2 separate regions of the Mus musculus genome follow, and region 1 is linked to region 2. Evidence: chromatin contacts called from ENCODE Hi-C data. All regions are on one chromosome and are shown on one strand. Each heading gives the region's core, a stretch centred on a gene start or an enhancer-like site at or near the end of the contact. The rest is flanking DNA. Distances are from core to core; before and after follow the strand shown.

Evidence for each region. A loop is a pair of places that touch in the nucleus more often than their neighbours do.
Region 1: a loop to region 2 is called in a map of heart, with 9 times the contacts of the local background. The contact joins the promoter of Nudcd2 here to the promoter of Rars in region 2. A Hi-C loop is called at or near these places in 3 of 37 maps with a recorded cell type or tissue (T-helper 17 cell, T-helper 2 cell and heart).

What each region holds. Positions count from the first base shown.
Region 1 is chr11:40,730,584-40,735,919 of GRCm38, reverse strand. It overlaps Nudcd2 (NudC domain containing 2), which reads right to left and starts at 2,259. Exons shown (of 4, transcript NM_026023.5): 1 at 1,766-2,259. The coding sequence starts at 1,954. Hmmr (hyaluronan mediated motility receptor (RHAMM)) reads left to right here and starts at 2,483. Exons shown (of 18, transcript NM_013552.2): 1 at 2,483-2,606. The coding sequence starts at 2,561.
Region 2 is chr11:35,832,217-35,837,640 of GRCm38, reverse strand. Rars (arginyl-tRNA synthetase) reads left to right here and starts at 3,113. Exons shown (of 15, transcript NM_025936.3): 1 at 3,113-3,204; 2 at 4,335-4,469. The coding sequence starts at 3,160.

The DNA of each region.
Region 1 (5,336 bases), core at 1,010-3,509, 4.9 Mb before region 2:
TAGGCCAAGTTCCCCTACCTGTAGGTGCTCAACCTTGAACTTTCGCCTAATCAGAGTCCAGTTTACAAATCTGACAACTTTACCATGGAAGAAACACACAGGGACCACCACCACTACACAAAACAGGAGAAGACATACTACTCTTTATGATAGAACGCAACATTAACATATAAAACGCTTTACCAATTAATTAATATGAACAAGACAGGGACTCCTACTAAAACTAGAAAAAATGTCCTATTTTTTGTTTTCCTTCTTTTGTTTTGCATTTTTTAAGGGGGTGGGTGTTCCCTGTGTAGCCCTGGCTGCCCAGGAACTTGCTCTATAGACCAAGAGCCTCAAACTCACAGAAATCCTGTCTCTGCCTCCTGAATGCTAGTATTAAAGGTGTGTACAGCCACCACCTGGTGACTATGTTTTGTTTTCTTGAAGCAGAGTCTGTCAGTCCTCAGCCTGTTCATCTCAACCTCTTTCAAGGTCACATATCAGATATCCTACATACCAGATATTTAATGACAGATTCGTAAATGCAAAATTACACTTATGAAGTATCAAGGACACTGTTTTTATTGTTGGGGGCCACCACAGCATGAGGAACTTTTTTGTTTGTTTTTGAAGACAGGGTTTCTCTGTAAAGCCCTGGCTGTCCTGGAACTCATTTTGTAGACCAGGCTGGCCTCAAACTCAGAAATCCCCCTGCCTCTGCCTCCTGAGTGCTAGGATTAAAGGCGTGTGCCCACCACACCCGGCCATGAGGAACTTTATTAATGGAGCGAAGCATTAGGAAAGGCTGAAAACCACTGCTCTATGGAGTCATGGAGCTGGCTTAGTACATCTGGCTTGCTGGCCTAATTCGCTGAGCTGAGATCTACCTGCCTAAGGTTCCCAAATGCTGGGATTAAAAGCGTGCACCACAACACCTGCCTTAAAAGTGCTCTCTCTTTTAAACTCAATGTTATTAAAGCTAGTTCAATCTCTTTTGAGAAGCTGGCACTAGAAAAGGCCAGTTTCTTAAAAAGGTTCAAATCACATGTTGCAGAAATTGATATCCAATTAGCTGTTGACTAATTTTCCTTCTCCTGCCCAAGGTTACAAAACACAGTATCATGTCTCCGTTCACCACTACATTATACAGTCATCCTCCAACAGGCTATGCATCTAATCTAGGTGTAAAGTATAGCCTGATTGTTATGTGAGTCTTAATAAATTCTTAACCAAAAACGGGGAAATGTGACCAGATTAAAAATTTGGTGAAATTAGGTAACTTCACACACCTTTTCACTACGATGAAGATCAACATGCAAGAAACTTGTTATTTAGAAAACCAATCTGACATCTTGGAATCCTCATCCCATTACCCTAGCCTTGCTTGTAAGTGCCTGTATTAGCCTACACGTCATGAACAGAGTTCAGAATCCTTTTGTCTAGTCTCTGGGACTCCCATCGGTGCCCAGAAGACGCATATTCGTTCTTTTGACCTACTTAGCCTTCTGTCAGCAGGAACTCCGGAGGAAATAAAAGCACCCCAAACCTATTTTAGAAATAAAGTGGAGAACAAAATCTTTGAGTTCTACCCGCGCAAAATCTGCTCTGTGGGTGCAGTGCTCCGTGGAGACCCCTCGCCAGAACAATTTACCACTTCTTTCTACCAGCCAGGAACTAACCTTGCCACACCCAGCAGTCATCCCTCTGACACCGTGAATTTTAGGGCTCGGGGTGCGGGAAAGCCAGAAGAAGGAACTCGGGACAAGCCCTGGCTTGCTACCTTGAGGATCTCGCGGCCACCCACGGCCAGAGCCACGTGCCGACTCTGCAGGCCGCACTGGATGTCCTGCGCGCGAGTGCCGGGGGGCACCTGGACTTCAATGAACACCTCCTCCAGGGTCTGGTACCACTGTCCCCACGGAGTCCCGCAAGGAACCACCCCGCTGCGCTCCTCAAACGGGGCGGACATTCTGAAGACGCCACGCAGGCACACGGCTCCGGGAGAGCACTACACCGGCGGGACTAGGCTCTGGGCTTGCCCTCGGCGCCTTGGGGTCACTGCACATGCGCAAGAGTCCAAACTGGCGTGTCCGAGTGTGCAAAATTCTCCCTTTCAGAGCCCATTTAAGACACTCGTGAGCCCTGGTGAAATCGACCGAAGCCTAGAGATGTTGACATCCAAAGAACACTGACGCCGGAACAAAGGAGAAAAGTGCCTGCGATCTTTAAACCTGTGTGACGCCAAAATTCCGACGCGTCCACCGGCCTGTGAAGTGCGCTTGCGCGAACTGGGCTACCCAGTAAAACTGAGTAAAACCAGAAGTGATTGGATAGAGCTGTTTGCGGCGACGATCAGGAGCAGCCTCTTATTGGCTACTAGCTTAAACTTACAAACCTTCCGATTGGGCGGCGGTAGGAATCTAGTGCGCATGCTCTTTGGACCATGCAGGATTGGCCAGATAGGTTTAGGTTTTCTGATTGGCTGAGGGGGAAAGTTGAGGTAAATTTGAATTCAGGCGAGCTGACAGTTTGCTGGGGCGTTTGATTGCTGTCTCATCTGGACCCAGGCGTCAGAATGTCCTTTCCTAAGGCGCCCCTGAAGAGATTCAATGACCCTTCGGGTACGTACGGGTGGGGGAACAGGGTGGGAAGGGGATGTGCCCTCGTTTCCCAGTCATTCGAAAGCCAGGTTAGGGCTGGGGCGGTGTTTGTTTTTCTCCAAATTCACGCAGTAAACACCTGGTTAGCGCAGTGTGGGATGGTAGAGACGCGGCCCTACGTGAAATGAGGTCATCCCTGCACACAGCGAGTCTTCAAGCGTGAGATTCCAAAATATGCCATCAACACCATGGAGAAACCACAGCTGGTTGAAGGGGATTAGGAGTTGGCAGGCGCTACTTTTCTTTTTAAAAAGAAGTTACTCTCTTTAGAATTTTCTGCATTGACATTGCATTCAGATATAAAAGCATAAAGACTGAGAAATCTGTTCAGTAAAGACAGCTGCCCACGGATTCTTTTCCACTCGTGAAACAGTTCTTTGGAATTTCTTTTTTAATATTTTATTTTTTTAAGGTTGATTTATTAACATGAGTATACTGTAGCTGTCCTCACACACCAGAAGAGGGCCTCAGATCCCATAACAGATGGTTGTGAGCCACCATGTGGTTGCTGGGATTTGAACTCATGACCTTTGAAAGAGCAGTCAGTGCTCTTACCCACTGAGCCATCTCATGAAACAATTCTTAAGTAATGTTCAGCATTTTAACAATAGAATAGTGGAACTTGGTGTGTAGATGACAGAGTAAATTGAGTGTAGATGGTGATAGCATTTAAACAGTTAGAATAAAGTAATTTTTAATGTTTTCACCTGTAAGAAATAGACACTTCCAGACCTAGTGGCCTGAGCTACATAGACTGTCAGTAACTCACACCTACAACAAATTAATAGCATGTTGGAAGTAAATGAAAAATGAGACTGAAATCCACTCAATTTTATGAAACTAAATTGGCAGAAATGGAGTGGGAACCCAGACTTCCAAGGATATATGCTATGCTCTTAAGGGCTGTGGTTTATGCACAAGTAACTAGAGCCTTGGGTGTGAGGTGATAGATGCTAACTGTGCAGCTGTACTGTCGTAAGGTCTATATGTTATTCCTTTGAACAGCTAGACGAGAAAAGTACCAAAGTTGTACTCTTTACAAATGAGAACATTGAGAGAGTTTCTGACTATATTATGCAGCCAGCAAGTAAGTGATGGAGCGGAAGATGAAAGGCCGGTTTATATCCTCTGTAGCATGTACTGGTTAGTAGTCTCTATCTGGTTTCTATCAACGTTCCTCCATTCACAAGGTCAAGTGAGTGATCAGACACAGCCATCTCCATGGCCACACCATTTCCAGGGAACTCAGACAACTTAGGTTCTACAGAACAGGGTAGATGTTTTTGTTTTGAGACAAGGTCTCTTGTAGCACAGGCTAGCCTTGTACTCCTGCTGCCACCTCCCAAGTACTGAAACTTAAGAGACCTGCACAACACACATGGCTCAGCTGCTGTTTGGTTTTAAGGAGCAGTAGTTAAGGCTTACAGTGTCAAAGATAATATGTCAGATATTTAATATTTGTAAGTCCATGGCAGCTTTTTCTACCTCAAGGAAACTTAAAGCATCCTGGGATAAAGGAGGGAATCTAACTTTTTTTTTTTTTAAAATTTGGTGTGTTCTCCCTATGTCTACAAAGTGTCTGGCATGGTATTTTCTGTAGCTTGTCAGACACAGGTGATTTTGAGTACTCCTGTGGCTAATTACAAAAGCCTAGTCCATTCTCACATCCCAAACAAGATATTTTTTTTCTATACTGCTCAACATAACTATGAGCTAAATACTAGAAGAATAGAAGCTACTCCCAAATTGCAAGCACTTAAGTCTAATGTAGAGATAAAGTAAATAAGTCCTTATGAAAGCATAATAAGCTGTTAGGAATTATAGACAGTGCTATGAGAATTTTCTAGCCTGATTTTTTTTGAGGGGGGGGGGGGGATTCTGCAAAAGCTAGATGGCCACATGGAGATCTGGAAGGTGAATGAGAATGGGCTGAACAAAATTGAAAGTAGATTTTAAATTCTATAAGAGAGCAGGCTGAAGCCGGGCATGGTGGTGCACGCCTTTAATCCCAGCACTAGGGAGGCAGAGGCAGGCGGATTTCTGAGTTCAAGGACAGCCAGGGCTACACAGAGAAACCCTGTTTCAAAAAAACCAATAAATAAATTAATTAATTAATAATAATAATAATAAAGACCAGGCTGAGCAAGCCAGGGAAAGCAAGCCAGTGAAGACTATCCTTCCATGGCCTCTGCATCAGCTCCTGCTTCCTGACCTGCTTGAGTTCCAGTCCTGATTTCCTTTGGTGATGAACAGCAATGTGGAAGAGTAAGATGAATAAACCCTTTCCTCTCCAACTTGTTCCTTGGTCATGATGTTTATGCAGGAATAGAAACCCTGACTAAACCAAATTGGTACCAACATAGTGAGGAATTCCTGTGACAGCCTGACCATGTTTTCTGGAGGACTATGGAAGGAATTTGGAACTTTGGGCTAGAAGAACCATTGGGATGTTAAGAGCTCTGTGGGATGTTGTGTAGGAGCTTGGAAGATAATGTTGAGAACAGCACAGAAGATGGAGGCCTGGCTTGTGAAATTTCAGAGGGAAGACTCTTATCAGGGCTGTTGCTGTATTGATTGTGAAGGTTCTGTGGTTTTGGTTAGCTGGGGCTGAAGAATCAGCTGTGATTAACAAGATACCAGAACTACTAAATCGAAACTTTTGCATTACTGGGACTATTGATGCTGGTTAGC
Region 2 (5,424 bases), core at 1,864-4,363:
GTTTATTTTTAGCTGGGTTATCTTTACAATATCCTATACAGAAGGTACGATTATGATCTTGTGGTCTTGTTATTCTGAGATAGGGTCACACTGTGTAGTTCAGGCTGGCCTCAAACTCAAAACAATTGTCTTGCCATAGCCTTTCTAGGATTATCAGCATGACTTTTTTTGTGTGCTTTTTTAAAGATGGGTGGATGAATATGGATGGATAGAATTATGTTCACTTCTATTTTATGTGTATGGGTATTTTGCCTGCACAGATGTGTGCACCCCTGCATGTGGGTGCAATGCCTATAGAGACCAGAAGAGGTCATTGGGTCCTCTTGGAACTGAGTTACAGACAGTTGTTAGCTAACATGTGGGTGCTGGGATTTGAACCCGGGGCTTCTGGCACAGAAATCAGTGCTCTTAACCTCTGAGTCACCTCTCCACCTCAATGTGAATTTTATTTTATTTTATTTGGTTGCATATTGACATCAGCTTGGTCTCAAACTTATACTGTAGTCTAAGATGGCCTTGTTTGTTTTTAAAGATTCCTTTTATTTATATGTATATCCAAAGATGCCCATGAAGGCCAGCAGAGTTTTGTCCCCTGGAATTAGAGTTATAGAGGGGTCATGGGCCACCTATATTTCACATGAGTGCCAGAAACTCTAGTCATCTGGAAGAGTAGCAAGGGCTCTTAACCGCAGGTCTTGTTTTGTTTATAAAGAAAGGGTCTTTCTCAGCTAGGCATTCTGATATGTGCTTTTAATCCCTGTACTATTCAGGCCCAGCCTGTTCTACATGGCAAGTTTTAGGATATCCAGGGCTAGCTTAGTGAAACCTTGGGGGGGCGGGTCGAGGAGAGGGGAGAAAGAGGAGGAGGAAGAGGAAAGAAACAAAAGGAAAGAGACCAAGTTTTGGGGTTGGGGATGTGGCTCAATAGAATAGTAGTGTGGCTTAGCAAACACAAAGCCCTGGGCTTAATCCCAGCACTGGAAGAAAAGAATTAAAGACAAGACTTTGGAAACTAAAGCCCTGCATTGTTTATCCAGTGTTTGCTATTGTAGACCGAATTACTGAGATCCAGCATCCGCTGCTGTAGATCCACGGTGCTGAGAGTCACTCTCTACTGTTATAAGTTAAGTCGCAATGTTAAGCCACAGTAGTGAAGTCTATATTCTACTTGTTATATTCTAGATGCTTCTGGAATAACTCATTTCCATATCTTTGACCCATACCATGAGTACAGCTATCCCCAGAGCACGTTGCTAACTGAATGTATTAATGGGAATATGGTAAGGATAGCCATCAATTTCTGCCAACTATAGGATAGTGGGTAAATGAAGCTAATTGGAAATAGCAGGCTTGACGTTATGTACTTCTGGCCAACCATATGTATCTGATTCCCTAGGTTTCATATCTCACGCACCAGACACACCTGTTCACCATTTCAGCTCCTGACACAGTATTCCCTAACACATGACAATTACTGACTGACTGAAGGAAAGTCGAAGTCCTTCCAATCCGGCTGTGTAGCAATGGGAACATAGGCGTTTCTCAGTGGCTTGTGACCTCTTTTTTTTCCTTCCTTCTTCCTTTTTTTTTTTTTTTTTTTTTTTTTTTTTTGCTTGTTTGCTTGCTTACCTGGAGACAGGTCCTTACTCTACAGTCCTAAAACTCACTAACTCAGGCTGGAATGAATTCACAGCAATCACAGTGTTGTGTGTGTGTGTGTGTGTGTGTTTTTAACATTTTTTTATGTGCTGTGGTGATAGCCAAGTGCCTTAATGCAGCATTTTCTCAAAGTGGGTATAGGTACCACTGGTGACAATATAGAAAACTATAGGCCCGGAGAGGCAGCAGATGTAATCCCAGAACACAGGAAATGCTTGAGTTTTAGGCCAGCCCGCTCTACCTAGCAAAAAGAAAACACAGGTAGATATGGCTGCATTCTTTATTATCTATAATAATATGTTGATTGTTTTTGAAAGTTTATCTATTTTATGTATATGGGTGTTTTGTCTGCATGTATGCTTGCACACCAGGAGAGAGCATCAAATCCCAGGGAACTACATGTTCATAGGTGAGTGTGAGCTGCCATGTGAATACTGGGATCAAACTAGGACCTCTGGGGGAAAAAAAAACAGCCAGTGCTCTCAACCACTGAGCCACCTCTCAAGTCCTATATTTATTTAATATGTAGCATCTTTAGCCCACACACTCAGCCCATGGATTCATAGATATTATTGTTTAGGATGAAGATAAGTAAATTTTAACGTGAACTAAATCCATCTTGGTGGTAAAACCACGTTACCACGACCCTTGGAAGGTGGAAAGAAAAAGATCAGAAGTTCAAGACAAAAGATCAGAAGCTCAGCTAAATGCAAGACTACCCTGGGCTACATCTTTCAAACGAACAGAAGAGCCTGAGAGATGCTCCAAGAGGCTGCCTGGCTCAAGTCATTGTACCACCTTCCTTTCTTGGTAATTAAAACATTGTTTGCCTGGTAAGGAGGCTGAGGCAGGAGGATGGAGAGTCAAAGGTCAGAGTGGAATACAAAAAGTCTACACATGCACATGTGCGCGTGCACGCGCGCACTACACATACAATGAAAAGGAAAGCCATTGTTTTCTCTTTCCCCTTTCAGGCAGTCTCCATTAGTTTAAGGACCTTTTTTTATCATACATTCTAAACATCTTCACATCCTGGAGAGAGTATCTAGCACCTTAATGTGAACAACAACAAAAATGCCTGTTTAACAGAGGGATGAGTTGCAGGCAGTGGTGGCGCATGCCTTTAATCCCAGCACTTGGGAGGCAGAGGTAGGTGGATTTCTGAGTTCGAGGTCAGCCTGGTCTACAGAGGGAGTTCCAGGACAGCCAGGGCTAGAAACCCTGTCTCGAAAAAAACAAAAACAAAAAACACAAAAAATCAAAACAAAAGAGGGATGGGTTCTGTGCCCATGCCCGCGCCATGCCTCCAAGCAGAGGGTAGGTTGCTTTGGCCTGCTCCCCGCCTCTCTCGCAGTGTCTCCTGGATCCCGTTAGGGGGCAGCAGAGGGCGCGCCCTGAAAAACCAAAAACAGTGACTTACCCGGGTAGGAATTTCCGTTTCCGGCCCAAACTAGACACTTCCGCTTCCGGCCGCTTGGCATGTGAGTCGCTGACGAGAGGATGGACGGTCTGGTGGCTCAGTGCTCCGCGCGGTTGCTGCAGCAGGTTTGTCCCTGGGCGGGGCGGAGGGCTCTGGAGCGGGCGGCGGCGGGGCAGAGTCCGCAGTGGCTTCCACAGGCGGCCGCGGCGACCCCAGTCCGGGACCTCGGGGCTTGCGAAGCCTTGCTGCTCCGCTGGCCCTTTCCTCTTGGCCGGGTCGTGCGACTGTCACTCAGAGAAGAGAGGGTGGACAGCGAGCGAGGCTCACTCTGCTGGTCGCCCAGGCCAGGTTAGAGCAGGACAGGTGTGCCCTGAGACCCAGCCGGAAACTTCCCAAGAAGCCGCCAGTGTTGGTCTGGAACAGTGTCACAATTTTGAAAAACGAAAGTAAGACCAGCCCCTTTTCTTTTTCGGGCCTAGACACTAGCGTTAGGAACTCAGTTTGTCTAAGTCTTCCCTGGACAATAACTGCTTTTATGCAAATCATCCCCGAGGTGCAAAATAAATGGACAAGCTCTTTACTGCTGAGTCCAGTGAATAGTAGCAGATCTTGGAGAGATGGGGAAAAAAAAAACCATATATATATGAAGTTTACGTAGACCCAGAAAAGGCAAAGACGGACACTTGAGTGATTTCGAATATGACAAAAGATGGATTGACTCCTTTTTGTCTCGGGATCTAACCCAGAGCCAAGGCCTATGTGTGGCAAGCAGCACTGAGGGGTGCAAGTCCCCAACTCCTACTGATGTTTGTTGGTTTGTTTTGTCGTTTTTGATTTGGTTTGGTTTTTTTTAGTCCCAAGTCATTAGATTTAGCAACACAGGTAGTAAAGCCAGAAACTTGTACTCTGACTAAATCAGGATGCACCTAGCTAAAGAAGAGACTTCCGTGTTTGACTCTGGCCCTGGACTTTCAACTCACAGCCTCTCAACTGCTAGGACTGGAGATGTGTACTGCCATGCACACTTGGCTGAGTTATATTCTCTGCCCCGCAGTCCCTCATCCCCAGCACACACATGTGAACTCAGTTCCATCTCATAAAGGATGATTGCTGACGTCAGTAAAATCATTGCAAAGTCCATTCTCATTTTTCTACCCCACATGTTGTGGAGAGCGAAATGAGGAAGTCTGTGGTAAGGTTTGCCATTATCCGGGAAGCATTTGTTTGACCTGGAAAAGTTGCCTTTCCCTTACAGGAAAGGGAGATTAAGGCTCTGACTGCTGAGATCGACCGGCTGAAGAACTGTGGCTGCTTGGAAGCTTCTCCAAGTTTGGAACAGTTACGAGAAGAAAATTTAAAATTGAAGTATAGGCTGAATATTCTTCGAAGGGTAAGTGCTCCGGATGTTTTCAAATAATTTGTTGTTGCTGTTGTTGTTGTTACTGAAGATTCTAGAAGTACGTGCTATAAGAATTGAGAAGAGGAGTTTGTTTAGAAATCAGTTTTCCTGCATAAGGCAAGTTAGGACTCATTAGGCTGGAGAAAGTGGGGCGGCACTGGCTTCCCAGGGCCCTTTTAAGTAGTTTATTATGATACCCCTTTTAAGTGGTTCATTACGATGGTTTAATGGTTTGGAAGTTGAGATTTCTTCAAAGGCTTATGTCCATGCTGTCAAAGGAATGTCTTTTGTTTTTAAAACCATTTTAACTACTGTAAAAGAAACAGTTTCTCAGGAGCAACTAACAGGGATGTTTTAAAATGCACTCACTGATTCCTAACTCCTCTGCAATGAAGTTGTTTATTTTGCAGTTTTGTGTTATGCTTTATAGCATCTTTTGGGGTTCTTTTCATTTAATGTTGCGAAACTTTCTCTGCCTCTCCTCCTCCCCATCCAACAGCCTCTCTATACAGACCAGGCTGGCTTCTGGGCTGGGCTGCCTCCATCTTGAAGTGCATTTTCTTCTTCTGTGTCTCTCAGGCTGGGTTTACAGGTGTGTACTACCATGCCACCATTTGAATAGCCTTACAGTCCAGCAATGCTTATCAATGTAGTTTGTTTGTTTGTTTGTTTTAAAGAAAGCCTACCTTCAGCTTCTTTGGCCTGCCTTTCAGGTTTGCTGATGACACAGCCTAGCATGTTGCCTCATTCATTGTTCTCCAGTGTGTGTACTTCCTTCTGGATTGCACAGGCACCGCTCCAAGTCCTCATCTCAGGCGTCTGACCAGTCCTTTGAAGCACTTTATTATCTGTGTGGAGGCAGCTGTGCTCAGATAGCTTTGTCAAGTGCTTGTGCGCTGCTGAAGGAAGTAAGGGAAATAAATCCACAGCTGTGGTGAAAACAAAC